2 separate regions of the Homo sapiens genome follow, and region 2 is linked to region 1. A link is a loop called in an ENCODE intact Hi-C map of the cell type or tissue named here. Cell type or tissue: PC-9. All regions are shown on one strand. Each heading gives the region's core, and the rest is flanking DNA. Links, peaks and the distances in the headings are about the cores only. Region 1 holds the start of LOC124903341 (a long non-coding RNA gene). Region 2 overlaps SLC8A3 (solute carrier family 8 member A3).

Region 1 (14,871 bases), core at 3,300-11,299:
TCTTGAAAAAGGATTTCTGTTTAAGTAAAGACCTAAAACAATGCTCAGATTCCTATTATACATAGGATCCATGAACTGGAAAAGATATGGATGAGTCTGAGTAAATTATCTAGGTTTTGTTTTAGACAAAACCATTCCACTGTCAAGCAGCAGAGAGCAAGGGAGTGGGGATGGAGGTATATTGTGTTTTTTTAAAGGCCATAAGAAAATAATTGTCTTGATAAAATTTTAACTTAGGACTGGGTATGGTGGCTCGTGCCTGAAATCTCAGCAGTTTGGGAGGCTGAGGCAGGAGGATCACTTGAGCCCAGGAAGGAGACCAGCCTGAGCAACATGGCGAGACCCCTATCTCTACAAAAAATGTTAAAATTTGCCAGGCATGGTGGTGCAAGCCTGTAGTCCCAGCTGTTTGAGAGGCTGAGGCAGGAAGATTGCTTGAACCTAGGAGGTCAAGGCTGTAGTGAACAGTGTTTGCTATACCACATTCCAATCTGGTGACAAAGCAAGACCCTGTCTCAAAAAAAAGAATTTTTTTTAACTTGAGGGAAAAAAAGTTTTACAAACTGTAGACACACAGCAAAACAGAAACAGGAAAAAAAGTACTAAAAAGAGAAAAATGTCAGTAGTGGGTCTCTAAGTAGTCGGATTATGAGTAATTGGGTAAGTTTATTGTCATTTTGCTTCTCCATAATTTCGTATGTTCTACTATTTAGTTTTGTGGATTCCTTCCCACTCCCTGGGAAGAGGGGAAGAGAGGAGAAAAATCATTGATTCTTCTCAATAGGAAAACTAATTCCCTGTGCAACTTAAACCTTTAATACCATAGCATGTGTTTAGAATCTCATAAAGAATCATTCATCAAACATTTCAACAAGTCATTCAGTTAATATTTGTTGAATGGGTAAGTGCTAGGAATTCAAATGAGGGTAGATCTTTCAGACTAAACTTGTCTGGCAGGGTTGCATGGAAGAAGCAGAACCAGAACTGGTCCTGGAGGGGAATGGGGTGGAGCAGGGAAGAGTGTGTTCAGGAAAGGAGGGTGGGAATAGGCACAGCCACAGACGTAGGAAAGCATGGAGAGGGGACCATTTGGATGGAATAGAAGGATGAGAAAGAACTGAAAAGATAGGTTGAGACCAGACTGTAGAGGGCCCTGTAATCACTTGATTCACACTAGTAATTATGTAATTGATTATTTGTAATTATTTAATGTCTGGTGCATCCACCATAAGGGTAGGAACCAGTCTGTCTGGTTCTCCACAGCTCTCCCAGCACCTAGAGAGTGCTTAGCACATAATTGACTCTCAGTACTTCTTTGCAACTGGATGGCTGACTTGAATCCCAGGCGAAGAAGCCTTGGTTTTGTTCAGCATGTAAAAGATTATCACTGAAAGGTTTTGAGTAGGGCTGTGGGGTGATCAAATACTGCCTTCCCTGAGGACTAGAATGGATGAGGAGATGCTTAAGTTGGGCATTGAAAGATATGTACAACCTGATTAATAGAGAATAAAAGATGTGGAAATAGAAATTAATGTAGTGGGTAGCAATAATAGAAATTTCATCCAGAGAAGAGGAGAGAATGCAAAAAGGGAGTGATGGGAAATAAAACTGATGAAATAAAAGAAGGGCAGATTGTAAAAGACTTTGAAAGTCAGGTGGAATTACCAAGATTTTACCACTATGAAGTTTTTGAGGAGGGGATTGGCAGATGTCACCCCAAAAAAGAAACATTTTCTCTACCACGCTGAAAAGCATAGCATAAGGGAGAAAATAGCAATCAAGATGCAAGTTGGCATTAGACTTAAGTCAACAGATCATGGTTTATCCTGGCTTTGTCCTTTAAAAATGCTGTGACTTTGGGCAAGACACCAGTTTGAACCTCAGTTTCCTCAATTTTAAGTAGGTGTAATAATAATACCTGGTTTTAATGGATGTTTACAGGATTAAATGAGACAGGACATGCAGAAGCTCTTAGCTTGCTGCTCACACCCAGCAAATAGTCAACATATTTTTTTCCTTCTTTCACCTGCCCATTACCCCCAAGAAACACTCTTTAATTACACCTAGGCCTCTTGACTGAAAGTTGAACCCAGGGTTTTCCCTAAAGGAAAGAGAGAGAAGGAAGGAAGGAAAAAGGAACAGAGGCCTCTGGGAGGCCGAGATGGGTGGACCACTTGAGCTGAGGAGTTCAAGACCAGCCTGGGCAACATGGTGAAACCCCATCTCTACAAAATAGAAAAATTAGCCAGGCATGGTGGTGCCTGTGGTCCTAGCTTTTGGGAGGCTGAGATGGGAGGATCGCTTGAGCAGAGATGTTGAGGCTGTAGTGAGCTGAGATTGCTCCACTGCACTCTAGCCTGGGTAACAAAACGAGACCCTCTCTCTCAAAAAAAAAAAAAGGAACAGAAAGGAGAGGAGAGGAAGGGGTGAAGGAAGGAGGGAGGGCAGGAGGAGAGGGAAAGAAAGAAAGGACGAAAAAGAGAAAAACAGGAAGGAAGCAGGGAGGGGAGAAAAGGAAGGAAAGAAAGGAGGGAAGGGAAGAAAGAGGGCAGGCATCATAGACTATTGAAGAATTTGGGGTCTTGGCTTCTGACTGAGTTTGAATCTATGCTTACTGTGTGCCATTAGGCAAGTTAACCCTGCTGTGCCCCAGATCCCTCACCTGGAAATTAGGGATAATTGTACCTATCTTATATATGTTATGTGCTTAACACATAATCTAGCATGTAGTTACTGGTATTATTTGAGCCTAAACCGTGACTTAGTTAATGAATGTCACCCTTTCCTTGATTCTTTTGGGAAATATTTAAAATTAGTACTTTGATGTAAAAAAAAAAAATCCCTCAAGCAGACTTTTACCTTTTTTTTTTTTTTTTTTTAAAGAAACAAGGTCTCACTGTGTCACCCAGGCTGGAGAGCAGTGGCACGATCATAGCTCACTGATCACATGGCAGCCTCAAACTCCTGGACTCAGTGGGTCCTCCTGCCTCAGCATCCTGAGTAGCTGGGACTACAGGTGCGTGCCACCACACCTGGCAAATTTTGTTAATTTTTGGTAGAGATAAGGACTCACTGTGTTGCCCAGGCTGGCTTCAAACTCTTGGCCTCAAGTGATCCTCCTGCCTCCATCTCTTCAAATGCTGGGATTACAGGTTTGAGCCACCGTGCCTGGCCCCTTTGACCTTTTCTAAAAGAGCCAGCCCACCACTTTCACCTCTCATGTGTACCATTTCAGGAAAGAAGCCCTAGTTCCTGTTTCATAAACTCCATTTGCATTAAATATGATTTTAGGCAAATGGTTTGGGCAGATATGTGGCAGGGCTGATGGAACAGACCTGTGGAGTCAGACCCAGACAAGTCTTGATCAACTTGTCATGACTGTGGGAGGCCTTTCACCTCTCTGAGCCTCTGTTTCATTGTTGGTAACATGAGATTGTATAAAATGGGGTTGCTGTGAAGGTTAGATGAAGTAAGAGGTCCTCCTGGCAGTGCCTAATACATAATAATAAGTGCTTAATAAATTGTAAATGTTATTACAGTTGATAGTATTTAATTCCTCTATGAGGAATTATGAGTTAATGTAGCTTGAACCACCAAAAAGGTAAGAAATCTTTCCTCTTTTAGGAAAACCTCAGTTCAGAAAAGCAATAAACTATGGGGGGGGTGGCTGTTTAGAATGTTGCATCTCTGGAGAGCAAGTTGCATTTTAACAATGATCAGAGCCTTTAATTAAGGAGTGAAGGTCAAATCATTTCTGCTTCATCCAGCCTGGTTGCAGAGTGAGCCCATGGGACAGCCCTCTGAAATTATACTGCTTACAACCATGCTGAGTCTGCAAGGACTTCGTCCAAGCCTTTCCGTCCAGGACCTCAAACAGATCCAATCACAAGAAGAGAGATTTCAGGAAAGAGAAAATTATTCCTATCATCGGGGTTTTTGAAGAACATGAAATGACTGGGAAAATAATCATGTTAAGTGGAAAAAAAAAAGAAATCTATCTGTTGTAATTTTCAAATAATTTTTAAATAAATTTGAAAAATTAAGAGAACTATATATATAATACATTCCTAATCTTGTGAAAAATATATATGCATTAATATTATTGAAAGAAATATATCAAAAGGTGAACAGCAATTATCACCAATCTAGATTATGAGATTAGGAGTGATTTTTTTTCTTTGTCCTATACTATTTAATATTTTCTACCATTAAAATATTCTGATTTTCTAATTAGAATAGTACGTTAGACAAAGAAGGACAAATATCACATGAACTCTCACTCTCTTATGGAACAGATCTTGTGGAATCTAAAAAAGTTGAACTCATAGAAAAAGAGGAAAATGATGGTTACCAGTTAGAAAAAAGGAATAAGTTCAAGAGATCTATTGTACACCATGGTCAATATAGTTAACAATATATTTTATACTTTAAAATTGCTAAGGTAGTAGATTTTAAGTGTTCTCACCACACAAAAAAATAAGTATGTGAAAAGCATATGGTAATTAGCTTGATTTAACCACGCCACAGTGCATACATATGTCAAAACATCATGTTGTATACTATAAATATATACACTTTTTGTCAATTTTAAACAGGTTATAAAAAAACATGTTATTGTTGATAATTATGAAAAATTTTAATGATGTGGAAATGTGTACAGTATAATGATAAATGAAAGAGTAGTAAAAATCCTTATAAAATATAATTACAAATGTGTTGGGTGGATAATATAAAAATCTTAACAGCTATTTCTGAGCTAAGTGGTGGAGCATGGGTAATTTTTAGTGCCTTCTGTGTCAGGCTGTTCTTGCATTGCTATGAAGAAATACCTGGCCAGGCGCGGTGGCTCACGCCTATAATCCCGGCACTTTGGGAGGCCAAGGCGGGTGGATCACCTGAGGTCAGGAGTTCGAGACCAGCCTGGCCAACATGGTGAAACCCCGTCTCTACTAAAAATACAAAAATTAGCCAGGTAAGGTGGTGCGTGCCTGTAGTTCCAGCTGCTGGGGAGGCTGAGGCAGGAGAATCGTTTGAACCCAGGAGGCGGAGGTTGCAGTGAGCTGAGATAGCCTGGGTAACAGACCAAGACTCTGTCTCAAAAAAAATAAAAATAAAAATAAAAAAGAAATACCTGAGAAAAGGTAATTTATAAAGGAAAGAGGTTTAATTGGCTTGCGATTCTTCAAGTTTTACATGAAGCATGGCAGCATCTGATTTTAGGGAGGCCTCAGGAAGCTTCCAATCCTGGCATAAAGCAACGAGGAGCAGGTACGTCACATGGCGAAAGCAGTAACAAGAGAGAGAGTAACGGGGGAGGTGCCACACCCTTTTAAACAATCACATCTCATGAGAACTCACTATCCTGAAGACAGCACCAAGGGGATAGTGCTAAACCATGCATGAAAAATCCGCCCCCATGATCCAATCGCCTCCCACCAGGCCCCACCTCCCACATTGGGGATTACAATTCAACAAGAGATTGGGGCGGGGACAGACGGCCAAACTATGTCACCTTCATTTTACTTTTCTTTTTCCTACAGCAAAAATAACCATGTGATATTTGTGTAATTGTAATAAAGAACTACAAAATCACTTTTATCTTTTTAAATACAAAATTCAAACTAAAATCATTATTGTTAGTTGGAGAGATGGTGGAGGAAGGAAAACAGAAGCTGAGGATGACACTACTAATAAGTAACAATAATGACAATGACTCCTGTTACTTAACGGCTTGCTTAGGTTCACAGTCTTTTTTATTTGCTAGACGCTTTAACGGCTTCTTCCAAGCAAACAAAAGTCTTGGAATCCAAACAGTCCCTTTACTCCTCACCCCTCATACCTCATGGAGGGAAATTCTTGGTTATGTGCAGACACATATGTGGACTAAGTTAGCATGGCTGTGGCACCCCTTACCTGACACGGATTTAGACTTTAGCTTTTCAAACGTTTTGGTCTGTATTTATTTATTTATTGAGACGGAGGCTCACACTGTCACCCAGGCTGGAGTGCAGTGGCGCCATCTCCGCTCACTGCAACCTCCGCCTTCCCAGGTTCAAGCGATTGTCCTGCCTCAACCTCCCGAGTGGCTGGAATTACAGGCGCCCACCCACCACACCCAGCTAATTTTTCTATTTTTAGTAGAGACGGGGTTTCACCATGTGGTCTCGAACTCTTGACCTCAGCTGATCTGCCCGCCTCGGCCTCCCAAAGTGCTGGGATTACAGGCGTGAGCCACAGCGCCCGGCAAACCTTGGTCTTTAAATCACGTTGGCAAGACTGAACTCAAACGTAAGCTCTCTGTTTTGGTTTTGAGAGTTGTGCCTTCTTATCTAAAACAGTAACAATTTAAATATTTTTGTTATTTAAACAAACCAATAAGATCTGAGGAATGAGCAACCGTCACAGTTGTCTGAATAACACATTGCACGGTAGTGGTGGCTGTTTCATAACGGACTTGGCACAGCAGTGCCCTCTTAGAGACAAAGGTGGACCATTGCGCCGCCGTGTGGTATTGAGGGGTATGGCGCCTTCTTCCTTTTATAATTACGCTTTTTCTAGTTAAGAACTAGAATAACCTTCGCGGTCGCTGGGTGGAGCCCTTTCAATTTGTTGTGTGGGCTAACTAAGTGTGGAAACTAAGACTCAGGCAAGTGATGTTACTGGGGCTTGAACCCAAATCTTCACCCTTTGTGCTCCCAGCTTTTCAAGTTAACTCAGGGATGTCTGCACATAGCTGGAGGGAAACGGAGCTGTCTTATGCAAAACTCAATTTCACATTCAAAGAAACTGAAGTGTAGAGAGGATAAGTGACTTGCTAAAAGGTCTGCGCTAATTTGGGGTCCTTCGTTTTTTATTCTACTCATTCGTTTATTCACCAAATATTTATACACGTGTCTACTACATGTCAGGCACCATTCAAGGCACTAGAGATAAAATAGTGAACACAGCAAACAAAAATCCCTTCCTGCAAAAATCCCTTCATCTCTTCCCTTCATAAAGCTCATGTTCTAATGGGGGAAACAAAGTAAGCAACTAAAATATATAATACCAGATTAGAGAGGGGTAAATGCAAAGAAGAAATAAAAGGGAAGGGGGATACGAAATGTTAGGAGGGGCTACTTTTCTGAGTGGCCAGAGAAAACCTCCTTGATAAGGTGACTGGTGACTTTTTTTTTTTTTTTTTTGAGATAGAGTCTCACTCTGTGGCCCAGGCTGCAGTGCAATGTCATGATCTCAGCTCACTGCAACCTCTGCCTGCCAGTTCAAGTGATTTTCCTTCCTCAGCCACCACGTAGCTGAGACTACAGGCACATGCCACCATGCCCAGCTAATTTTTGTATTTTTAGTAGAGACAGGGTTTCACCTTGTTGGCCAGGCTGGTCCTGAACTCCTGACCTCAGGTGATCCACCTGCCTTGGTCTCCCAAAGTGCTGGGATTACAGGTGTGAGCCATGGCACCCGGCCAACAAGGTGACTTTTGAGTAAAAACACCTGAAAGAATTTAGGAAACCAGTCATACAGATACAGGGGAAGAGCATTCAGGCAAACTGCATGGTAGTGCAAAGGCCCTAAGACAGGAAAATGCCTGTGTATTCATGAAAAGATAGCAAACTCAAGGGTAGTAAGAGCTATAAGAGGTAGGGTGGCCTGTTCACATGGGGTCCTTCAGGTCAAAGGAGGACTTTGGTTTTACTTTAAATGAGACAGGCTATTGAAGAGGTTTGTTTTTGTTTTTGTTTTTGTTTTTTTCTGAGACAAGGTCTCACTCTGTTGCCCAGGCTGGAGTGCAATGGCGTGATCTCAGCCCATTACAGCCTCAACCTGCCGGGCTCAAGCGGTTCTCCCACCTTAGCCTCCTGAGTAGCTGGGACTACAGGCATGCGCCATCACACCCAGCTAATTTTTGTTGTTGTCGTTGTTTTGCTTTGTTTTGTTTTTTGTAGAGACAAGGTCCCACTATGTTGCCCAGACTGTCTCGAACCCCTGGGCTCAAGCAATTCTCCTGCTGTGGCCTCCCAAAGTACTGGGATTACAGACGTGAGCTACCATGCCCTGCCACACCGATGATTTCAATGAGCAGAGGAGTGGTGTGGTCTGCCTTTTCAACAAGATCACTCTGGCTACTGGGTTTGCAACAGGCTTCAGAAAGCAAGTGCGGGGACTGTGAGAGGAAGGGACTATTCAGTAAGCCTGTCAAGGGATAACAGCAAATTAGAAAAGGGAGGTGACAATGGGTATGGTCAAAAGTGGCCAGAATTTAGAAATACATTTTGAGGGTAGACCAACCAGGTTTGCTGATGAATCAGAAAGGGAATAAAAGAAAGAGAGGAGTCAAGGATGACATCAAGGTTTTTGGTTTGAGCAACTGGAAGGCTGGCGTTGCCATTAACGGAGAATGTGGGAAAAGCTGGTTTGGGGGCAAATCTCACCAGTTTAATGTTAGACATGATAAGTTTGAGATCACTGTTCTATACCCAAGTGGAGATGTCAAGTGGGCAGTTGATTACATCATCTGGAGTTCATTCAAGAACTGTTAAATGACAACAGTCTAGTCCCTGAGAACCTTAACTCTATAAAATGACTAAGGGCGCAATAATGATTAGAAAACATTCAGACTCAAATAATAAAATACTTTCTCCTTTAACGTGGTTTTCCAGATTTCTACTCAAGGAGACCTTTTAAGTGGCTATTCCTTTCCTAGTTGAAGGCTGTGAATCTTTTGCTCACAGACATGAGACATGAGTCTCCTGACACTGATGAGACCTTTAAGACAGTTGCCTGTTCTCTGGGTTACTGGATGGAGCCCTTTGTGAAGTCAGTGGGAGCCCCAGAGAGAAGCCTGCTTGGCCGGTGGAACATCAGGGAAACTCTCTTGTGCTTTGTGTTTTATGAAAAGTAGGGGAGATTCCAACCTGAAGCCTTCCCATCTTTGCTTCCTGGGGTTTTGTTGATACCCAGGTCAGGTGCAATTGCTTGCAGCTTCATGATGTCTCTTCGTTATCTTATAGTCTGCCCTCTTCCCCAGCTCTGTACATGATGGAATTGCCATTCTTTTGCATGGGTACACTCCTTCCTGGGATGTGGGCAAGGGATGGCAGAGTGACTGACAGCTTATTGAGTACTAGGCAGTAGGTTGGGCACTGATAGACATACCCTCCATTAGTATACGAAGACGAAGCCACCGACCTACCAACTGTACCACTCACTGTAATCACAGCCAACATTTATATACTATTTTAGAGTTCAGAAAACACTTTTACAGACAGGTGCCAGTATACTGACTAAGAGTACATACAGACTCTGAGGCCAGGCACAGTGACCCATGCCTATAATCCCAATGCTTTGGGAGGCAAAACCGGAGGATCACTTGAGGACAGAAGTTCAAGACCAACCTGGGCCACAAAGTGAGTCCCTCCCTGTCTCTACAAAAAATTAAAAACTTTGCCAGATATAGTGGTGCACACCTGTGGTCCCAGCTACCAGGAATTCAAGGTTACAGTGAGCTATGGCACCACTGCGCCACTGCACTTCAGCCTGGGAGAGGGAGTAAGACCTTGTCTATTAAAAAAAAAATACAGACTCTGGAACCAGGTTGCCTGAGTTGAATCTCAGTTCTGTCCAGTTCTGCCATGACTCACTGTGTGGTCTAGGACAATTTACTTAGCCTCTCTGTTAAGTCTTGGTTTCTTCAAGTGCAAAATGGAGATTTTAAATAATCCTAACTACCTCCTAAACTAGCTTAGAGATTAACTGAGATAATACGGAGGCAGCCCTAAGAGCAGTGCCTAGAACATAGTGAGCCCTCAATAAAGGCAGAAGGGATCGTACTACCTGGTTGGGACTTTTTAGCCAATTTTACTAATAAGGAAACGGAAGCCCAGGGAGTTTATTCAGTGTGGCTAAGTACTAAGGAACAGTACTAAGGAACAGAAGCCCAAGACCCAATCAGGGGTTCCTGCTTCTGACTCCAAAGCTTTTCCCACTCAGAATCCACTTCCTTAGGGAGTGTGGGTTTTATGTTAAAACAAGCCAAACTTTCGCACCGGCTCTTCTGGTGTCTCCTAGCTTTGCTTCTGAGAAAGGACAGCTGAGGTTGGAGGGAATAACAGCAAAAATAATTGACATTCTTGGGTCCATCGGTCGGTGTGCCGGGCCTGTGCCAAGGACTTCACCTGCCCTTCCCATTCAATATTCACCAAAAAACCTATGTGCTAGGTACTTTGAATAACCACTTTATATAAAAAGTGGGGTGCAGAGCCACTAAGCAAGCAGGGGTGGCGTGTGTCGGAGCCAGAATCCATTATCGGCTCTCTGATCAGTTTACCCCCAGGAGGACCTTTCCCCGACCCCCTACCCCGCCGGGAGCAGCCTATCTTCGTGCAAAATGCACCGAGCTACATACAGAGGCTGCCTTCCAGGACTCAGCGCGGAGGGTTAGGCTGCCTCGAACCCCATTCTGGTAACTCCATCCCAGCTGGGACGCCGGGCCCTCTCCGCCCCTTGCGGCCCACCCCTCCCCTTCTGCCCCCCAACACGGGGACCGGGCGGGCTCTCGGTCGGCGCCACCGCGCCCCCGCATCAGGATCCTCGGCGCTGACGTTCTCTCCCCAGGGGGAGGAGGGGCCCAGGAAGGGTTAGGTCCGCAGCCAGTGCGGAGAAAGGGCCCTGGGCTCGGCTCCCACGCTCGGGCAGGCCTCCCGCCGGGGGATCGGAGCTGCGGTCACTCGCGGCTTCGGGGCCGTGGCGTCCCGCGCACAGCTTCCGCGCCTCTGCAAGGCGGTGAGTCGTTTCTTCCCGGCACAGGAGGGACAGTTTCCCCACGTGGACGCGGGGCTGGCAGCGGGAGGGGCAATAGCGCTGGCGGAGCTTAGGGTTTCGCGGGAGCAACCAGCGCGCGCCTCTCTCTCTCCCCTCCCCTCGCTCGCGCTCGCTCTCCCCCGCCCTCTGTCTCTCCCCTCTCTCTCTCTCGCTTTCCCCCCACTCTCTTGCTTTCCCCCTTCTCTCTCTCTTCCCCTCTCCTCTCGCTCGCTCCTCGTCTCCCCTGGCTCTCTCGCTCTCCCCTCTCCCCGTCTCCCCACGCTCTGTCTCGCTCTCCCCCGTCTCTCTCCCTCCCCCTCTCCTCCCGCTCTCTCTCGCTCTCCTCTCTCTTCTCCCCGACCCCCTTGCGTTCTCTCTTTTTCTCTCTTCCCTCGCTCTCCCCTCCCCTGCCCCGTCCCTCTCCTCTCCCCTCTCCCCACATCTCTCTCGTTCGCCCCTCTCTCCCCTCTTCGCCCTCTCTCTCTCCTTCCTTCTTCCCACCCTCTCTTCCTCCGTCTCTCCCTCCCCGCCTCCTTTCCTCCTTCCCTTCACCCCCACTTTCCTTCTTCCCTCCTCCTCTCCTCCTCCCCTCCTCCCCTCCTTCCTTCCTCCCCTCCTCCCTTCCTCCGCCCCCTCCTCTTACAGGGAAGGATGCCCTCGGTTTCGCTGCGCTCTCCCAGGAGCGAACTCCCGCAGCCGCTCAGGCCAGCGCCAGAGACCTTGTCCCTACCAAGGCGGGCCGCGCCCCTTGGTGGGCTGGGCTCAGGGAGCGCGCTTTGCACGCTTCAGATGTCTTTGTGGGAAGCCTGGGAGTAGCTAGGTGTGAATGTGCTGCCCTTAATTTAAGCCACCAGTTGTAAATATGTGTTCTAGTGCATATTAATAACTCTCCCTCGACCCACTCGCCTCCTGCCACTCCAGTTGCTCCAACAGGGACCCCCTCTTCCCTTCCCTCGGGCCAGCAGCTCTTCCTGTACAGGAGAAGCGATCTGGGTAGCTCAGGAGCTGCCTGTAGGTCTGCGTATGGCCTGTTTCTCTTTCTTCCCCTCTGTCCCACACTCTCCGCTCACTCCTGTCTCCCTGCTGTCACTCTGCAGCTATGACACTAGATCACTAATAAGGGTAGGTGAGAAGGAAAGGGAAGAGGAAAAGAAAATAACAGCCATTTATTCTGATAAACCCTCAACATGTGACACCTGGGTTCCTTCCAGGCATTTGCTGTGAAAATAGGTGGTCCTGGTTCTCAGTAGTCCCAAAGCCTCTAGTCCGGATGGGGGTAGAATTGCCGCAGATGCGGAATCCACTAACAGTCGAGGAAGCTTATCTTCCTGGAAGCCTTCAGCCTCCCACTCCCACCTCTGCCCCATTCTGTTTGCTTCCTCCCTGTCTCAGCTTCTGCTTCTCTCCTTTTTATAACCTGCTGCTAAGAAAAGTCTGAAAACTTGAATTATAAATACATAATATATCAAGTATTGCCTGAAATAGAGATTTGAAACCTAAAAGGGAGGAAAGAAAAGAAGCATCTTGAATTCTAGGAGAAGCAGTCCTGGGTGCCGCGTCCCCAAGGACTGGCTGCAGCTTCTCTCGGCCGCGGTTGCCTCATTTATAACATGGGGATACCCATCCATACCAACCATGGTGCAGGGGATTGCACCAGATCATTCTCACATCTCTTCCAGCTCTGAAGAAATGGAGGTGAACAGAGGAACAGCCACTCCCAGCAAGCAAGGGAAGAAGAATCTTGAAAGCCTGTGACTTCACAGAGACTTCTTGATTGATGCCCCTGAAATCAGCCTGCCAAGTGTGGCCTCTGCAGCATAAATACAAGGAGTCTGATGACACAAGACGGCGTCTGATGATAGTTCTGTCACCCTCAGCCATATTATAATTCCATGTCCTCGTAGTCACCCTGCCATAATCCCACCATTTCCTGCAAACACAGCTTCTCCTGCCTGATGAAGTCTTACCTATCCTTTAAGACCTAGCTCCGACCGGGTGCAGTGGCTCATGCCTGTAATCCCTGCACTTTGGGAGGCCGAGGCAAGTGAATCACTTGAGCCCAAGGAGTTCTGAGACCAGCATAGGCAATATGGCAAAACCCCAGCTCTACAAAAAAAAAAAAAAAAAAAATTAGTTGGGCATGGTGGTGCACGCCTGTAGTCCCAACTACTTGGGAGGCTGAGGTGGGAGGATTGCTTGAGCCCAGGAGATCAAGACTGCAGTGAGCTGAGATCATGCCACTGCACTCCAGCCTGGGTGACATAGTGAGACACCATCTCAAAAAAAAAAAAAAAAAAAAAAAAGGTCCACACTCTGGGGAGCCTTTCCTGACTATCCTGAGGATACAGGGGATGCTTCCTCTGTGGGTTCCCACAGGATCGACCCACACTTAGATCCCTCACCACTTTACTCTGCCATTTACTCCCCTCCCTTGACCATCAGTCTTTGAGGAAAGGGACTTTGCCTTCTTCATCGTTGCCTGGCACAATTCTTGCTTTTCCTACCTTGAATGAAAAGAGATGATAATCCTATGTAATGACAAATGACTTAGATTTTCTCATTTAACCCTCACACAACTCTGGGAGAATGAACACAGCTGAAGTGGCTTGTCCAGGTCATTTTGTAAGTGGTGGAGCTGTATGATCTTGCCCACTTCAGAGACCATAAGCTCTAGCTTGCAGCTGTCCCTGACTGCCTTCTGCCAGGTGATGGGAAGCTTCTCACAAAGGCAGTGTCTACCTCAGCTTCTTTCTCCTTTCTCTCCCATCAAACTCAAATGTGAGGCAGCTAAGAAAGTTGAGTCAGCTCCTGAGAAAATTCAGGTTTTAATAACCTGCCTTCCTTAGGTGCTTGTCCAACTCCTCTGGCAAGGACCCTTCTTGGAGGGCTGAGATTGTTTTCCTGGAGGCCACCAGACTTCAGGCTTCTAACCTCAGAGCCTGGGTGCTTTGTCTTACAGCATGGTCTTTCTGAGCTGCTGGAGACCTCTCAGGTGTGAACCTAGTCTAAGCCACCATATAACTGGGGTTCCAAAGGCTTATCTCTGTTGTTATGAATCATCCACTGGATACATAGAGGGATGATAACTGGTTGCGGATCATTAGGTTCCTGTCCCTAGAGTTGTGTGTCCCAAAGCAAGCCACTCAGCATTCTGGACCTCAGGTTTTTTTCTGTCTTCCTCTTTCTTTCTTTCTTTCTTTCTCTTTCTTTCTTTCTTTCTTTCTTTCTTTCTTTCTTTCTTTCTTTCTTTTTTCTTTCTCTCTTTCTCTCTCTCTTTCTTTCTCTCTTTCTTTCTTTCTTTCTTTCTCTTTCTTCCTTCCTTCCTTTCTTTCTTTCTTTCTTTCTTTCTTTCTTTCTTTCTTTCTTTCTTTCTTTCTTTCTTTCTTTCTTTCTTTCTTTCTTTCTTTCTTTCTTTCTTTCTTTCTTTCTCTGACAATTTCTCTCTGTCACCCAGGCTGGAGTGCAGTGGCATGATCACTGATCACTGCAGCCTCAATCTCCCAGGCCCAAGGTATCCTCTTGGCTTAGCCTCCCAAGTAGCTGGGACTAGAGGCATGCATCACTATGCCCAGCTTTTTTTTTTTTTTTTTTTTTTTTTAGTAGACACAAGATTTCACAAATGTTGCCCAGGCTGGTCCCAAAGTCCTGAGCTCAAGTGGTCCTCCCTCCTTGGCCTCCCAAAGTGTTGAGATTACAGGCGTGAGCTACCTCGCCCAGCCTGGACCTCAGTTTTCTCATCTGGAAAACAGAAATTCAATTTAAGAAATATCAACTAAGGGAGGCTGAGGCGGGAGAATGGCTTGAACCCTGGAGGCGGAGGTTGCAGTGAGCCAAGATCGTGCCACTGCACTCCAGCCTGGGCAATAGAGTGAGACTCCATCTCAAAAAAAAAAAAAAAGAAAAAGAAAAGAAATATCAATTAAATGCCCATCATGTACAGAGCCCAGAGCTAGGTGCTAGAGATCTAAGTGCAAAGGTAAAAAGATATAATCTACGCCCTCAATAAATGTAAAGGCAAATAGAAGAGATACAATTTTTTTTTTTTTTTTTTTTGAGACAGGGTCTTGCTCTGTC
Region 2 (14,871 bases), core at 4,103-12,102, 770 kb before region 1:
TGGGTTCATTGAACTGGTGAGACGAATGTCCTAATTACCTGGGGGAAATAGGGTTGCTGTTGCATAATGAGAATATGAAGGACTGGGTTTGCAATGTAGGAATTCATCTGATGTACCTTTTCATACTCCCTTGCCCAAAAGTACTGGTCAACGGAAAACTGAGCAACATGCCAATAATTCAAATCTTGTGGGAATGAAAGTTTGGGTTATCCTACCAAGGAAAGAACCTCATGTAACTGAGATGCTAGCTAAGAGTAACAGGATATGGAATGGCTGGAAAATATGGCAGCACAACAGAGTAGAATTTGCATGTAGACATTCCATCTCTTACTAGCTCTGTAAGACTCAATATTTTAGGGTGACAAACTGTCCCAATTTTCCAGGACTGAGAGATTTCCTGGGACACAGGACTTTCAGTGCTAAAACCAGGAAAGTCCTGGGCAAACCAGACAAGTTATTCTACTTATGATTTGTGCTTTCTTCTTCACCACCCTGACAGTAAATAATAACTATCTTACCTACCTAGCAGGTGCATGTGAAGATAATGGTCACTCTAGATATTAAGCCCAGCTCTGCCACTTACTTGTGGAATGGCCTTGGACAGATGACATAACTTCTCACAAAGCTTCACTCCCTTCTTCAGGCCCACCATTATCTGACTTACTTATTAGCATTAATGAACTCCTTTGGCCTGCCGCCTCTTCTATGTCACCCTTTCTTTGACACCAAACATGTCTGTCTCTCTTCTCCACTGTGTCTAAAGGCTCACATGACTTGGAGGTCCTGGTGTCCCTTGACCATCTCTCCAAATCGTAATACTCAAGTTTAACATTTCTAGGGTGTATGGAAGGTGCTAAACCCTATGGCAATTGACTTGAGAATGGTTTCTTTAATCGTTGCAACACTGTATTTTGGGTTTAGGGACACTGAAGCTCAGGGAGGCAGTCAATTGCTTAAAATTCCACAACGGGTAAAAATAGTAGAGCTGGGCTTCAAACCCCACAGAACGCTGGAGGCAAGCATCAACATGCAAAGGCAAAAATGCAATACCTCAAGCCTTGGTCCATAGCAGGTGTCATGTGTACAAATGGCTTCAGGACTGGACTGGTCACATGAATAAGAGATGTGGATTGGGTAGGAACTCTGGTAAACTGAGAGAGTAAACGCTGTGTACATAGATAGGGTGGCCACTTAGTAGTGCCACTGGATTTGTTGCCTCACAGGAATGCCTACCCAGTGTGGCCAGAGAAGCCAAAATCCAGATTTTTACACAACATGTTTCTGTTTCAAAACACTGAGAACTATTCCAGGTTTGAAAAAGCACTGTAAGAATCAAACACATCAAGTCTGCTGGCCACCAGGTTTTAATGTCTGCCCCACAGTCCCACAGTCATGGAAGGAGAAATTGATTGAGTGAGGACTCAGCCAGAGGTGATGATCATAGCGAAAAAAAAAAAAAAAAGAATAGTTATCATGCACTGTAGAAGCAATCCCATTGATGTAATTTGCAGTTTGTAAACATGACAGAATGACTACCACTCCCGTTGTGTTTTTGCTGAGGTAGAAGCTAGAAAGAACTTGAGAAACAGCAGAAAGGACTAAGATTAGAAATCGGAATCTAAAGATTTGAGGTACCAGAATAGTTTACCTTGGGCTGCACCTCCTTTCCAGATTTTTAAGAAAGAATGATGCAATCCCATTTCTGGGAATATATTCAAAGGAAATGAAATCAGCATCTTGAAGAGGTATCTATATATGCATGTTCAATGCAGCATTCTTCACATTAGCCAAGATGTGGAAATAATCCAAGTGTCTGTTGATGGATGAATGAGTAGAGAAGTTGTAGTGTGTGTGTGTGTGTGTGTGTGTGTATGTGTATATGCACACACACAATATGCATATAATGGAGTATTATTTGGCCTTAAAAAAGAAAGAAATCCTGCCACTTGTGACAACATGGATGAAACTGGAAGACATTATGCTACGTGAAATAAGCCAGGCACAGAAAACACAACTACAGCATGATTTCACTCATATGTGGAATCTACAAAAGTTGGAACTCATAGACACAGAGTGTAGAAGGGTGGTTACCAGGGGATGGGTTGGGGAGAGAGGAAGCTGTTGCTCAAGGAGTACATACCTGAGGTTATAAGAGGAACAAGTTCTGGAGACCTAATGTCCAGCATGGTGACTATAGTTAATGATAATGTGTTGAGTACTTGAAATTTGCTAAGAGAGTAGATCCTAAGTATTCTCATCACAAAAAAGGGCAACTATATGAGGTGACAGATATACTAATCAGCTTGATTGTGGTGATCGTTTCACAATGTAAACAAATATCAAAACATTATTTTGTAGACCTCAAATATATATAATTTTTATTTGTTGGTTACACTTCAGTAAAAGTGTAAGAAAAAAGAAAAGAAAGAATAATGAATTGCCTTCAAGTTTACTAGTAAAGGCTGATCTTAGTTTTCGTAAAGTCAGTTTGACTTCCCTTCTCCTTTGTTCCTTCCTGAAAATGCCACAAATGCCATATGTCACACCTACCAGGGCCATGTTCCAGGAGTCTTTTTTGGATTCCCTTTCCCAAGAAGATGTCTTTTGAATCACCCCCTTCCTGGGGCCAGATGACTCTCCATTAGAAAATTGTAATCAGGCTCCTTAATCCAAATAGCTTTATCACAGTTAAATTTCTCTTTTGGAAATTTCCATCAGTCTGCCCTTGGCTTTTACTGGCACATCATCCATTCAGGTGCCCCCAGGGGAAGTGCCTCGCTTAGTAAGAATGGAGACAAAGGAGAGGAGAAGGGAACTGTGGGAGGGTGAGAGAACCAGTGCTGACTGGCTTCTCTCGCCTTCCCTCGCCTTCCCTCACCTTCCCCACCTGGACCCTGGCTGCCTCTCTAGGGAACTCTGTCTCGCTGGCTAGATCCAGCTTCCTCTAAGTCTCATTCTTTGTTCTGGTGTTTGTCACAAGGGTTCATAATATTCTGGGAAGAGCTTGAATTTGGCATCAGAAGACCTGTGTTTGTGTCTGCCTCTTACTATCTGCTTTCTCCTGGGAAATCATCTAACCTCTCAGAACTTCGTTGATAAAATAAGAATATCTACCACTTGTGGTTCTTATCAGACTCAAACACATGTATATGAAAAGCTTTTTGTGAACCATGAAAACCCACATAGACATAGGTCAGATTGCTCTTGGCCATCGATAGTAAAAATATCTATCTTTAATCACAAAGGGAGTGTGGCAGAGGCAAACATTCAAACACATTTCATCCTTTTGTAGTATAGAATGGTCAATGGGAAGTGGCTGCCCCACAAGGATGATATCTCCCAGTCTACTTTGCTTGTGAGTGGGTTGAAGTGACCAGCTTTTACTAATACAAGAATATCAGCGAAAGTAATGAGTACTACTTCAAAATCAAGGTAGTCAGAAGTGTGTGTGTGCTTTTTCTAATTTTTGTGCCATCTACTGATAGATGAAAAACACTCCAGGGCCCCAGAGTCCGACAGAGTTACAAAATAGAAGGAAACAGAGTCCCTGAATCATCACATGGAAGAAAGCCACCTGCTGACCAAGAACATCTTTATTGGATTATTATGGGAGTGAGAAATAAACTTTTATTTTGATAAGGTATTGAAATATTGGGGTTTATTACAGCAGCTAACATGACCCTAGTGAAAAATGAGCCAAAGGGATGGGCATGTTGTGGCTCAATCAGTAAGAAGTGCTGAAAATGAACACGTGCACAATGGCTAACAATGTCTTCTTCATATTGAATAATACACAGGCCATAGGGCCAAGGAGTTGCAAAGGGGCATCTGCAATGGTGTGTCAATTAAGGTAGCCAGGCAGTTTGAGTGTGTGCATGCACGTGTGCGTGCATGTGTGCACACATGCACACACACTACTTTTGTATATATTCTAGGATCACAATATTAAAGCTAGAAGTAATTGACTTCAGAGGTCATTTATGAAAACCTCACTTTATAGTTCAGGAAATTGTGATCCAGGGAGACAATGCATCCAAAGAGAAGATGGATTGTTAGTGGGGGCATCTAAACTAGTACCCAGGGCTTCAGATTCCTGGGATGAATTCCTCAATTCTCCTCCTATGGTTCATTCCAGCTTCTGTTTTGACAAAGCCTAACACCTGGATAACCCAGAAAGGACTCAGAAAATGGGAGCGATGATGGACACAAATGGATTTTGTGATTTTGTGATTTTGCATCTACCATTTAATCTGCTAAAAGGTTTTTTTTTTTTTCATTTTTAATTTAGTGGCTGGCAAAAAACTGAATGAGGCTTTTAGTCCAACCATTTTTCCCTGCCTGCTTTTTGTGCTAATCTGTTTCACTCACAAATTCCATTGACATCTTGTTCTTAGCCTCCATGGTAGGAATTGTGTTCCTGATGCTGCTTTATCAGCCCCAATTTTGGCCATAAGTTTAAGCCCAGGACCCTACTGCAGACACCTTCTAAACCTCAGCAGAGGGCACAGTGGGGCCACAGGTAGGATCCACTTACCCTTAGCCTTCCTCTTGACCTCTATCCTAGCCATGCTTACTGCTGCCATTCCATGACTGTGCCGTGTCATGCTTTACCCTTGTGCCTTTGAATGTGCTGTTCACTTTTTGTCCATCCTTCAATATGAAGCCCCTCACCAAAGTAAATCATGATTTCATCTTCCTTCAAGATCCTACTTACCTGTTACATTCTCTGTGAAGTCTTTCCCAATTCTTCCAGGCTGAGTTAATGTTTCCTTCCATTGTGTTCCCATGGCATTCTGTTTAGGTCACTCTTAGAGTGTTCAGGGCATAGGACTGCCATTAGCATTTGCACTTTGGTGTCCACATGCATCATAAACCTCTTCCCATCACTTGGCTTTTAGAAGGGGCAATAGTACCTACAATGTGATCATCACCCTCCTCTCCACACCTGGGTTGTTTGTACCAGAAGTGAACATTTGACACAAAGCACCCAGTCCATAGGCACTGTGACTGCCTTCTACAAAGGATTCTGCCTTCTCAGAATGGCCCTCTGGAGATGGAGAGTTGACCATATTCTCTTGATAGAGAATTTGCACTCAGAGGAAAAGAGGGAAGTTCCAGTTCATTGTGGTGATCAAAGCTGTGAGGTCATGATATAGTGTCAGGGCTGGTGACTGTGCTGGGCTATGTGCAAGAAAATAAATCAGAGGAAGCACCTTGGGAGATAAAGGAAGAGGATGGGCCCAATGGGCAGAGGGAAGCAAGGGTGAGAGAGGCCAGGTGGCTTGGGGGAGGTAGGGAATGTGGGCTCAGTTCCTGATGGCTTTCAGGCTCCTACGGCCTGGCTGTGCCTCCTGCCTTGGGTTCCACAAGATCCTGCCACCAGGCCTTCGCAGTATTGCCCCTGTTCTTTGAACAAGTTTAGTGGGCTTCTTGATCACTTGCCCCATGTAGACTGTGAGTTCTTTTGTTTGTTTGTTTGTTTGTTTTGTTTTGTTTTAGAGAGAGTCTTGCTCTGTCGCCTAGGCTGGAGTGCAGTGGCACAATCTTGGCTCACTGCAACCTCTGCCTCCTGGGTTAAGCAATTATTGTGCCTCAGCCTCCTGAGTGACTGGGATTACAGGCATGTGCCACCATGCCTGGCTAACTTTTAAAAATTTTAGTAGAGCTGTTAGCCAGGCTTGTCTTGAACTCCTGGCCTCAAGCGATCCACCCACCTCAGCCTCCCAAAGTGCTGGGATTATAGGCATGAGCCACCATGCCCAGCCTAGACTGTGAGTTTCTTGAGGTCAGGAACTATGTCTTGCTCTTCTTTGTATCACCAGAGTGTCATTCAATATATTCAACATGCTCCTAAATTTTTTGTTGAATGAATGATGAGTAAATGAATGAGTGAAGACATGTCTGTTGGTAATAGGTGCAGGGCACTGTTTTCCTAGCTGGAGTCTGTCACGGCCAATGCCTTTCTGATACAGAAACCTCCTTCCTCCATAATTACCACAGCTTTTACTACTACTTACATCTTCCAACTTCGCAAAGTCCAGGTTTTGACAAGTGGCATTTTCCTGAAGTATTTTTGCTTAGAATATACTGGGTCTGACACATTGGCACCTGAGTGTGAGAGGAGGTGACACCTTCACCTGAGTCACGTCTCCTCACAAGAAGCCCACAGTGGCCCCCTGGACCTTTCACTGAAGAAACACAGGTAGAAGCAAGCTGTATGTAGAGAGATATAGTATAGCTTTTATTTTTTTTTTGAACCAACCCAACATTTCCACTGGCAACTGTCAACATAGCTTATGACATGAGCACTGTTTCTTTTTTAATTATTTTTTTCTTAAAAAATGTGTTTAAAATTAACAGGTGTTTTTTAATTTCTTCCCCCCCCCCCTTAGAAAATGTATTTATGTCAATGCAGAAAGCCTAAAGATCCGTGGGCAGTTTCGTGATGACATCTTATGTCTGTTTATTTGTGTGTTTGTGTGCGTGTTTTAAAGCCAGGTCCTTCCCACATTCGTTGAGAAAAGGTCTGTAGGGCACGGAGATCTCTTTCTCCAAAAACCCAGGCTCCAAGGGATTATGACAACTAAGATTCCTCTTACTGGAGCAAGAACTACCCCATAGGCTGGAAAAATAGCTTCATGAAGTTTAAGAACAAGCAGGAACATGGGAGAAATGAGGAATTCCAGTTCCTATCTTGTAAAAATGCTTTCATATGTGACCTGAGGGACCAGGAGAGGTGAAGGGAGCCCCTGGTTCTCTTATAAAATCTCTAAGTTTTTACACCACTTCAAGAAATATAGTCAGCCCTCTTTGTATAGAGCATTAGGAAGCAAGAGCGTGGTGAAGCTGACATTTCTCAGGCACATTGACATTTAAAATACAAACTTTTCTCTTAAAGATCTCACTGGTTGGACATCTCTTCTCTCCTGCCTCAGGTACAAAGCCAAAGATAATCAAGAAGGCCTGTATCCCTTTTGTTCTTCCAGTAGCCCTTTGTCGTCACACACCATTCCTATTTTTGTCCCATCTCTTCTATTTGGCGGGTCTTCCTGCAGAAGGATACACAAGTGGACACTGACACAACAAGACACACAGAATTGGAAAGGCTTGGGCAAAGAGGGACAATTGCTTTTTGTATCTGACTTGATTCAACATAAGCATAAAAAGCTCCTCCTGCTCCAGTTGAAGCTCCTGTAAGATCTTTAGTACCCTGCGTGGGTGAGTGAGCTTATTTCTACCCCAACACCATCACTCCTCCCAAGAACTCAGAGAAAACAGTGAGATGGGGAACTGGATCTTGATGGAGCCAAGAGGTGGCAGGAGAGCATGTGTCTAAAAATTCATGTTTCTCTCTGTTGGCTCGGACCTGGAATTCCTTTGTGGCACCTTTTTCACTCACTTCAGAAAAAAAAGACAAAACAAAATAATAAGCAAAACCTAATGGCAAAACGAAAGCAACCACAATAATGATTACAATGAAAAAAGAACCCCACCCCAGCCACATGAATGTGACTCATTTTCACGTCTTGTCAGCTGAGTGAGATAATAGGGACATATGGAATTGGGCAGAGAGGAGAAACCCTGCTTCCAAAGAAATGAGAGGCAAAGGAATAATCAAAAGATGGAATAGAAGGAGGCGAAAGGCTCTGACCTTTGCTTTGGGTCAGGGATATGAGGGGGAGATGGGGTGGAGGTGGATTTGTTGCTGTTGCTTGTTTGTATTCAATTAAATACTGTGTAAAGTCGGTGATTCCTCCATTGTTTGATTGATTAAGACTTTGCCCTTTCAGTTAATTGCCAGGGCCTAAGTTGGGTGAAGTTCCTGGGGCTTAGGTCCTGATGCTGCCTCTCCAGGGCAGTGCAGTCGGGAGAGATCACTGGTGGGGAAGTGCCCTTCTCTTAGGAGAAGTCCTAGGCCTGCCCTGCTGGAGGCTCTGTTGTGTGGCTTAGAACCCCTTGATGTAGCAATAGGCCTCTAGTGTGGCAAAGAGTATGTAGAGGAGCCACAGGCTCACAAAGAGCCATGTTGTGGCGAGCTTGCAGCCACGGGGGCCACCAAGCTCCCCTCCCAGGTGCGGCCGCCTTCGGTACAAGAGCACGCTGATGCAGACAAATGCAAAGATGGTGAAGAGGGTGACGGAGAAGGCCAGTGTGCCGGCCGACACGTGGAACTCCTGTCCCTGCAGAGCCCAGTAGATGGCGGCCACGGACCAGGCCAGGCCGATGCCCAGGAAGACATTGACGGCGTTGCTGCCCGTCACGTTGCCAATGGAGGCGTCTGCATATACATCCTGGAGGGCAGCAGCTTTGCTGGCAAACGTATCTGGAAAAGGACAAAGACACATGGGAACTGGTAGGAGGCTAAGGTGTGCAGGGCTTGTCTTCCAGTATGCCCAAAAAGCAGCTTGAGCTGGTGGGCTGAACCCAGGAATGAGAGACAAGGGCTAGGGGGCCACTCCTAACTCCTAGTTCTGCCGCAAGCAAGCCGTGTGGCCCTGGGTAGGTCACATCCCTAGTCTGGGCTTCCCATTCCTCATCTGCAGTGATCTGAAAGATTCTGAAGGGCTTTCCAGTTCTGATATTTACTGAGTGGGCTTATTGTTCTCCTTTGACTACTTTTTCAGTAAGGGAAGTTTGCCATCCCATAATATCTCCCCAGGGAACCTTGACACCCTGGGAAGCTGCTTGGAGTAGATGCCTGATTTTAACTGTCATATGGGGCATTTATTCACGAACCACCAACAGTTATTGAGCAATGCCTACTGATTGAGCACTGGGTGAGGTGCTGGATTTTGGGGACAGAGGACATGTTGGGGAACCATGATGGGGACATGCAGGGTGAACTGTGGACTCAAGGAAGACGGGGCTCTGTCTTTGTGGTTTATATATGTATCACAGGGCCTTGCAGGGTGTTTGACTTTAGATCTTGGCACAGATTGTAGATACAGGGAGGACTGTCAGAGACATCTAGCCCAATTCTTTTATTTTACAGGTAAGAAAAATAAGGGTCAAAGAATTTACCCAAGGTCACATAGGATGTTAGCAAGAGACTTGACCCTAAAGTCCTCATGTAAGGACCCTTTCCATACCTTCAACTATATCCAAAGAGCTTCAGCCAAAGCCACTAAATCAGATGAGTGGATCACAGGGTAACCTTCTTAAAGCCTCAAATGTTGTTAGCTGTTGTCTTGGCCAATTGCAAGGACTTGGAGATGCCCAAAGGTATCTGCCTGGCTTACCTCATTATTGCCATTTTTTTTAGATCTCCCAGAGAAAACCTCTTACCCTTTCTTGCCTATGGCCTTGTTTTTTTGTTTGTTTGTTTGTTTTTGTTTCTGTTGTTATTGTTGTTTTTTGCTTCTGATCCTCTGATATTTCTTCCCACCTCTATGCTTTCCCCCATATTTCCTCCCTCCCCTCTGATAGTTCAGGTCCCCCAAGGCTTGGAGAACAGAGATCACAGGGCATCTCATCCACAGGCCTTCCTGGGATCATCCATCTAATTTCCAACCTTCTGATGCATTTCCACGATAGCTAAATCTCTTGCATCACTAATGGACAAATAATACCGCTGGCCTGCGCTGGGGTTTTGGAAAGAGGTTTTCCTAGAATTTGATGTGAATTCAGCTACTCTCTTGAAGGATATGTTTGCTTGGTACAGGAAAGATTTCCCTTGGCCCAGCCAGAAAAGTCCTGTCTGATGAGATTCAGCCTAACTTCCCTGCAGGAGGATGTGCTCTGTTTCTTTCTGGGGCAACTGGGATGCCAGCTCCCTGGCAGAAGTTCAGAGTTCAGAGGCCCCAAAGCCCCTAACTGAATTAAGTAAAGAACCTGGGCTAGTGCAGCCCCTGTCTACCTGCTAACTCCTACATTCAGGCCCAACTTCCTTCCGTATGCAGTACCTTTTCTTTTTCTTCCTAGGATTTAACAAGATAACTTTAATTACAGTAGTTGAGAGTTGCCTCCTTCAGTAGATTATAAACTCCACGTGGAGAAGGAAGCATGTGTATCTTGCCTTTCACTATAGTCCCAAAAACTAGCACAATACTGTAACAGGCATAATAGGTGCTCAGTAAATATTTGTTCAATGAGTAAAGGAATGTCCGCTCCTTTCTGTTTGTCTCTGAGTGTTCCTAAGAAAAAGAAAGAGTATGTAATTCATCCTATAAAAAGATAAAAGCTGTGGAACTTCCTTTGGCTGTCCTGCTAGGAGATACTTTGTACTCACAGTGTCCTTCCAAGTAGAGGAGGCCAAGAATGTATGTGGGCATTTCTCCTTTGATATCTTTGAGCTGGCTAATCTTTAACCTCTCAGAGATCGCCAGAGGTAAATAGAAGGAGAACAATATCTACATTCTTTTAATTTCACTGTTTGTGGTCTACTCACATAATGTGGAGGTTAAGAAATTGGACCACTTACTTGGGCATGTAGCTTAACCTCTGTGGGCCTCAGTTTCTTTGTCTGTGAAGTGGGGATAATAACTTACCCTATTTAATAGGGCTTTGGGAAACATTACAGGGGGAAAATGTAAATGTGTAAATTGCTGAACACACATGGTGTCTGTCACATTGAAAGTGCTCAAGAAATATTAGCTGTCATTACTAATGTCATTATTCATCTCTTTGATTGACTTTTGTGCACTTTAAGGGCAGAGGCTCTGTTAAGTTCAGATCTGAGATGGTGTGGAAGATAATGAGATGGAGTCCAGGGGTCATTTGAACCAGGTAAAATCCTCTTTGCAAATTCAAGCACCTCTCACTCTCACCTGGGACAGAGGTGCCAAATGCCACGAAAACAACAGCTGTGACTGAATCTTTGAGACCAATGGTGCAGCCGAAGTGCGAGGCCAGGTCCCCAATGATGGCGGTGAGCATGCCAATGATGAGGATGGAGACGGCGAAGCAGGCCCAGCCGTGGCAGTACTCTGTGGGGGGCACACAGGCAAACAGCACCTTCCAGAAGACAGTCAGGAAGTGCATGACGTAGTCAAAGCAGGAGGGCAGCCTCTCCTCCCCGGATTCATCCTCATCCTCATCCCCTGCTGAAGGCAAGATAAACAGGCAAGAGAACGGGTAACGAAGTCAGATAATCATTCATGAGAAAGTCAAGCCCAACCCGCACCACAGGCATCATCCGCTAGAAGGGGACTCCAGCTGTCTTCTGGGCAGCTGGTGGGGGCCAGGGCCAGCGTGCCAGAAAATAGTGGGGAAACAATTTGGGCTGCCTCATAGGTCAATTTGAATGCAGGGCACCAAGGTAGAGTGGGAGAGAGAGGGCCAGGGAATAAGGAAGAGAAGAAAGAAGGAGATTAAGAGGGACAAGACAGTGGAGCAGAAAGAAAGGAGGATGCAAACCATCATTCTCAGCAAACTAACACAAGAACAGAAAACCAAACACTGCATGTTCTCACTCATAAGTGGGAGTTGAACAATGAGAACACATGGACACAGGGAGAGGAACATCACACACTGGAGCCTGTCAGGGGTGAGGGATAGGGGAGGGATAGCATTAGGAGAAATACCTAATGTAGATGACGGGTTGATGGGTGCAGCAAACCGCCATGGCACGTGTATACCTATGTAACAAAACTCTATGTTCTGCACATGTACCCCAGAACTTAATGTATAATTAAAAAAAAAAAGAAAGGAGAATGCACAGGCTGCATTTTGTTGTCTAAGGAGAGAAGTGAAATCAGTTCGGTGTGGCCACTCTTCACTGGATGCCAGCAGGGCTCCTCTCAAATTTTCTGACCTGACTGCTGCAATAACCATTGTGGTTCTGGTCATTATCTGTCCCCTGAGGGATGGCTGTCATTCCAGATCACGAGAATATACTGCAGAGCCAGTGCCCTCCTCCAAACATCTCATGGGAAAAAGCAGGATGGGCCTTGATTGTCCTTGCCAGGAAATGTGGGCAGAGTTGCCCACTCAGCAGCCCTGGAGGGGAGGGTATGCTGAGGCATGCCTGTGCCTTGCCAACGGCAACTTCTGTCATGTTTTGGCATAACCGGTAGAAGCTGGGGTTTGAAAGAACAGGAGTCAGAACACTTGGGTTCTCATTCCAGCTTTGCCATGAAGAAAATCTGTAAGCTGGGGTAAATCATCTCTTATTTCTGAACCTCAGTCCCCTCCTTTGTAAAAGGAGCAGGGTAGATGATGTGGCCTACATTCCGTTTATTGTCTTGAGGGGCACAGTCAGGTCATCAGAGGGGGAGCTAGAAAGATCTAAAGCAGGTGATGAGAAAAGTGGGGTAGCAGCAGCAGCAGCAGCAGCAAACCTCTCTTCCTGGCTGTCTTTTTGCTCTGGCTCTGGGGCCTTGGGGATATGACCCTGTGGGTTGCTATGACAACAAAGTCTCTCAATAAAAGACAAGGCCAGGAGGCCTCAGTGGTGCTGAGAGGTGATAGTGATGGTGGTTGGGAGACCTTTTCCGTCCCTGTTCCAACCAGCAGTCCCCTCAGGCTTCTAGGACTCCCGGCTGTGCTGTGGGTCACTACTGAGGGAGCCTGTCAGTAAATGCCGAGGGAGGGGTATGGAATCATCCAGAGTGTTTTGTTGGAGAGTCAATGCAACACATTTTATAAACTCCTAACTCCCACATCTCTAAATCAGAATTGTCCCACATTTTACAGAAGAGCGGGACCAAACCCATGAAAAGAAAGAATGACAGAAATCAGAATTTATTGAGTTTGGATTTTATACAAGACTCTGTACCTTTCTACTTTTCTGAGAAAGGTAGCAATAGTTCCCCTTTGGAAAGAGGACATTGAGGTCAGAGAGGGTACATTGTTCCAGTTCACACAGCAGAACAACGATTTGAAACCAGAGATAACCATGTTTTTCAGATACGCCATGATTCTTTTCCAAGCAGGCACCTAGGACCAGAGCTGGGAAGACTGAACACACAAGCCTTCCTAGGGACTGGCAGGCTGTTAACGTGGCTTTACGCTTCCTTCTCAGAGGTTGCCTGCTTCTCCCAGCAAGGCCAGCCTGAGACACTTCTCACCTGCACTGACGGTGATGGCCTCCATGAACTGGTCCCTCCAGGAATGGGTCCCCACAACCAAGGCCAGGTTTGTCTTCTTGATCAGTTTGTCCACCGTAGTCTGTTAAGAAGAGAAAAACTTGGAACCATGAGGTTAGAATGCTCAGAACCAATGAGGAGTCTGGTTCTTCAAAGGAATGAAAGATGCCCTGTCTCCAAGGTGTTCTGACAGTTACGCATGGAATGGCCTTGGGCGATCTCTTTTGAGGCAATCCTTCTATTTCCCTTTGTTTTTGGTTGTAATCTTTTTGTTTTGTTTTGTTTGAGACAGGGTCTCACTTTGTCACCCAGGCTGGAGTGCAGTGGTGCAATCATGGCTCATTGCAACCTCAACCTCCTGGGCTCAAGCCATCCTCCCACCTCAGCCTCCTGAGTAGCTGGGACCACAGGCATGTACAACCACACTGAGCTGATTTTTATTTTGTTTTATTTTTTATAGAGATGGAGTCTCCCTATGTTGCCCAGGCTGGTCTCAAATTCCTAGGTATAAGTGACCCTCCCATCTCGGCCTCTCAAAGTGCTGAGATTACAGGCGTGAGTCCCTCACTGCCTGGCCTGGTTGTGACTTTTGAAATTGGCTATTTAGAATAATACAATAATGAATAATAATAATGATGTTAATATATCTTGCCCTGTAGTAGTGAGTTTTAATATTTTTGCTTTAAAAACACAGTTAAACAATAATGATAATACATCTCAGGACTTTCTAGTCCACTTATTTCACATTCTATATTATGTTTCCTAACAATATTCCTAGCATACAAATGGTCAGCACTATTTGTTTCATGTTACAAATGGGGAAACTGAGACCTGGGGTGGGTAAGTGATTTGTTCAGTTTCAACTTCACATATTCACTAGTGAAAGTGGAAAAAAACACCCCAGGTCTTCTGCCTCCCACTTTAATTTATTTATTATTCAATTAGACCTCACTGTTTGCCTGACCTTGAACTCATAGGACTCTTCAATGATGACTTCTAGTTTGGGGTGTTCACCCAATACTGGCTTTCCCATCTCTGCTATCCTCTTGGCCTCCTCTTCTTCCATAGTCAGCTTCCTGTCTGTCACATCTGCAACAAAACAAAATCAGACTCGCTTTAACACCTTTTCCATTCCCTGGAAGGATACAGCTCAGAGTATTAGGCATGGGCAGTGGGTACAAAGCAAATAACTCTTGGGAATGGGGAGTTTATATATATTTTTAGTGCCTTTTTTATGAAGTACTAAACACTTTATAACCAGACCATGAGAATGTGCCTTGCAGACTGGGATAAGCGTTCCTCTTTCTCTTTTATACCTGGGTGGACAACCTGACCTAAACATCTCCTGAGAAATAGCATCAAGTGAAGTTCTCAAGACACTCAGTGAGATGTTGGGGAACTGGGAAGAAAGGGCAAGTGTTTTGACCTTGAACTATTTTGAACTTTTGGGCCTGTTTGTTCAACCACTTCCTGTAAGAGTTCTTGAAGGTGCAGAAGTACATTTATTCAAAGGAAATGTCTACTGGTTTCACAGCATCTTGACTCATTTACCAATGGTCCCTTCTCATGTTGAACAGTTTTTTTGTTTTTTGTTTTTCCACTTTGGCTGATGAGTCCATTTTAAGAGCACTTCTCCATGAAGACATGTTTTCTGGATTAGAGTGAAATAGAGATTGAATCTTTTTATTCCCCTTTAATTAGAAAATTGCTCTTGGCAGCTTGTTTCTTTCAGAGCTCATTTAAACATCTTCCCATCCAAGTCCACATTCTCACATGCAATTATTTCTTTTATTCAGCTCCTTAATTGCTTTCATTCCACACAGTAAACCTCCTAGGGGAATCCTGT

The links. Hi-C counts contacts between places; a loop is a spot of excess contacts. Peaks named below come from ENCODE experiments on the same cell type or tissue, not always from the same donor. Only the 100,000 strongest peaks of a DNase experiment are listed, where the experiment ranks them.
Region 2: it touches region 1 in a loop (19-fold over the local background); 6 of 110 quality-filtered maps call a loop at or near these places.

The regions. Positions count from the first base shown.
Region 1 is chr14:70,811,344-70,826,214 of GRCh38, forward strand. MAP3K9-DT (MAP3K9 divergent transcript) reads left to right here. Exons shown (of 2, transcript NR_184164.1): 2 at 3,768-4,705. LOC124903341 (a long non-coding RNA gene) reads left to right here and starts at 10,530. Exons shown (of 2, transcript XR_007064246.1): 1 at 10,530-10,779; 2 at 12,477-12,641. RefSeq lists an enhancer at 6,389-6,683 and a silencer at 10,450-10,649. In PC-9, for the core only: CTCF peaks have their summits at 6,553 and 6,752; a DNase peak (open chromatin) is centred at 6,518; H3K4me3 peaks cover 1,264 bases; H3K27me3 peaks cover 1,740 bases.
Region 2 is chr14:70,038,001-70,052,871 of GRCh38, forward strand. SLC8A3 (solute carrier family 8 member A3) reads right to left here. Exons shown (of 7, transcript NM_182932.3): 4 at 13,990-14,114; 5 at 13,008-13,107; 6 at 10,767-11,042; 7 at 6,215-8,323. The coding sequence ends at 7,947. Among named protein-coding and RNA genes, the nearest start is that of SNORD169, 67 kb to the left of the region's middle. In PC-9, for the core only: a CTCF peak has its summit at 8,208 (motif pointing right); no DNase peak of the experiment used is centred there; H3K27me3 peaks cover 6,345 bases.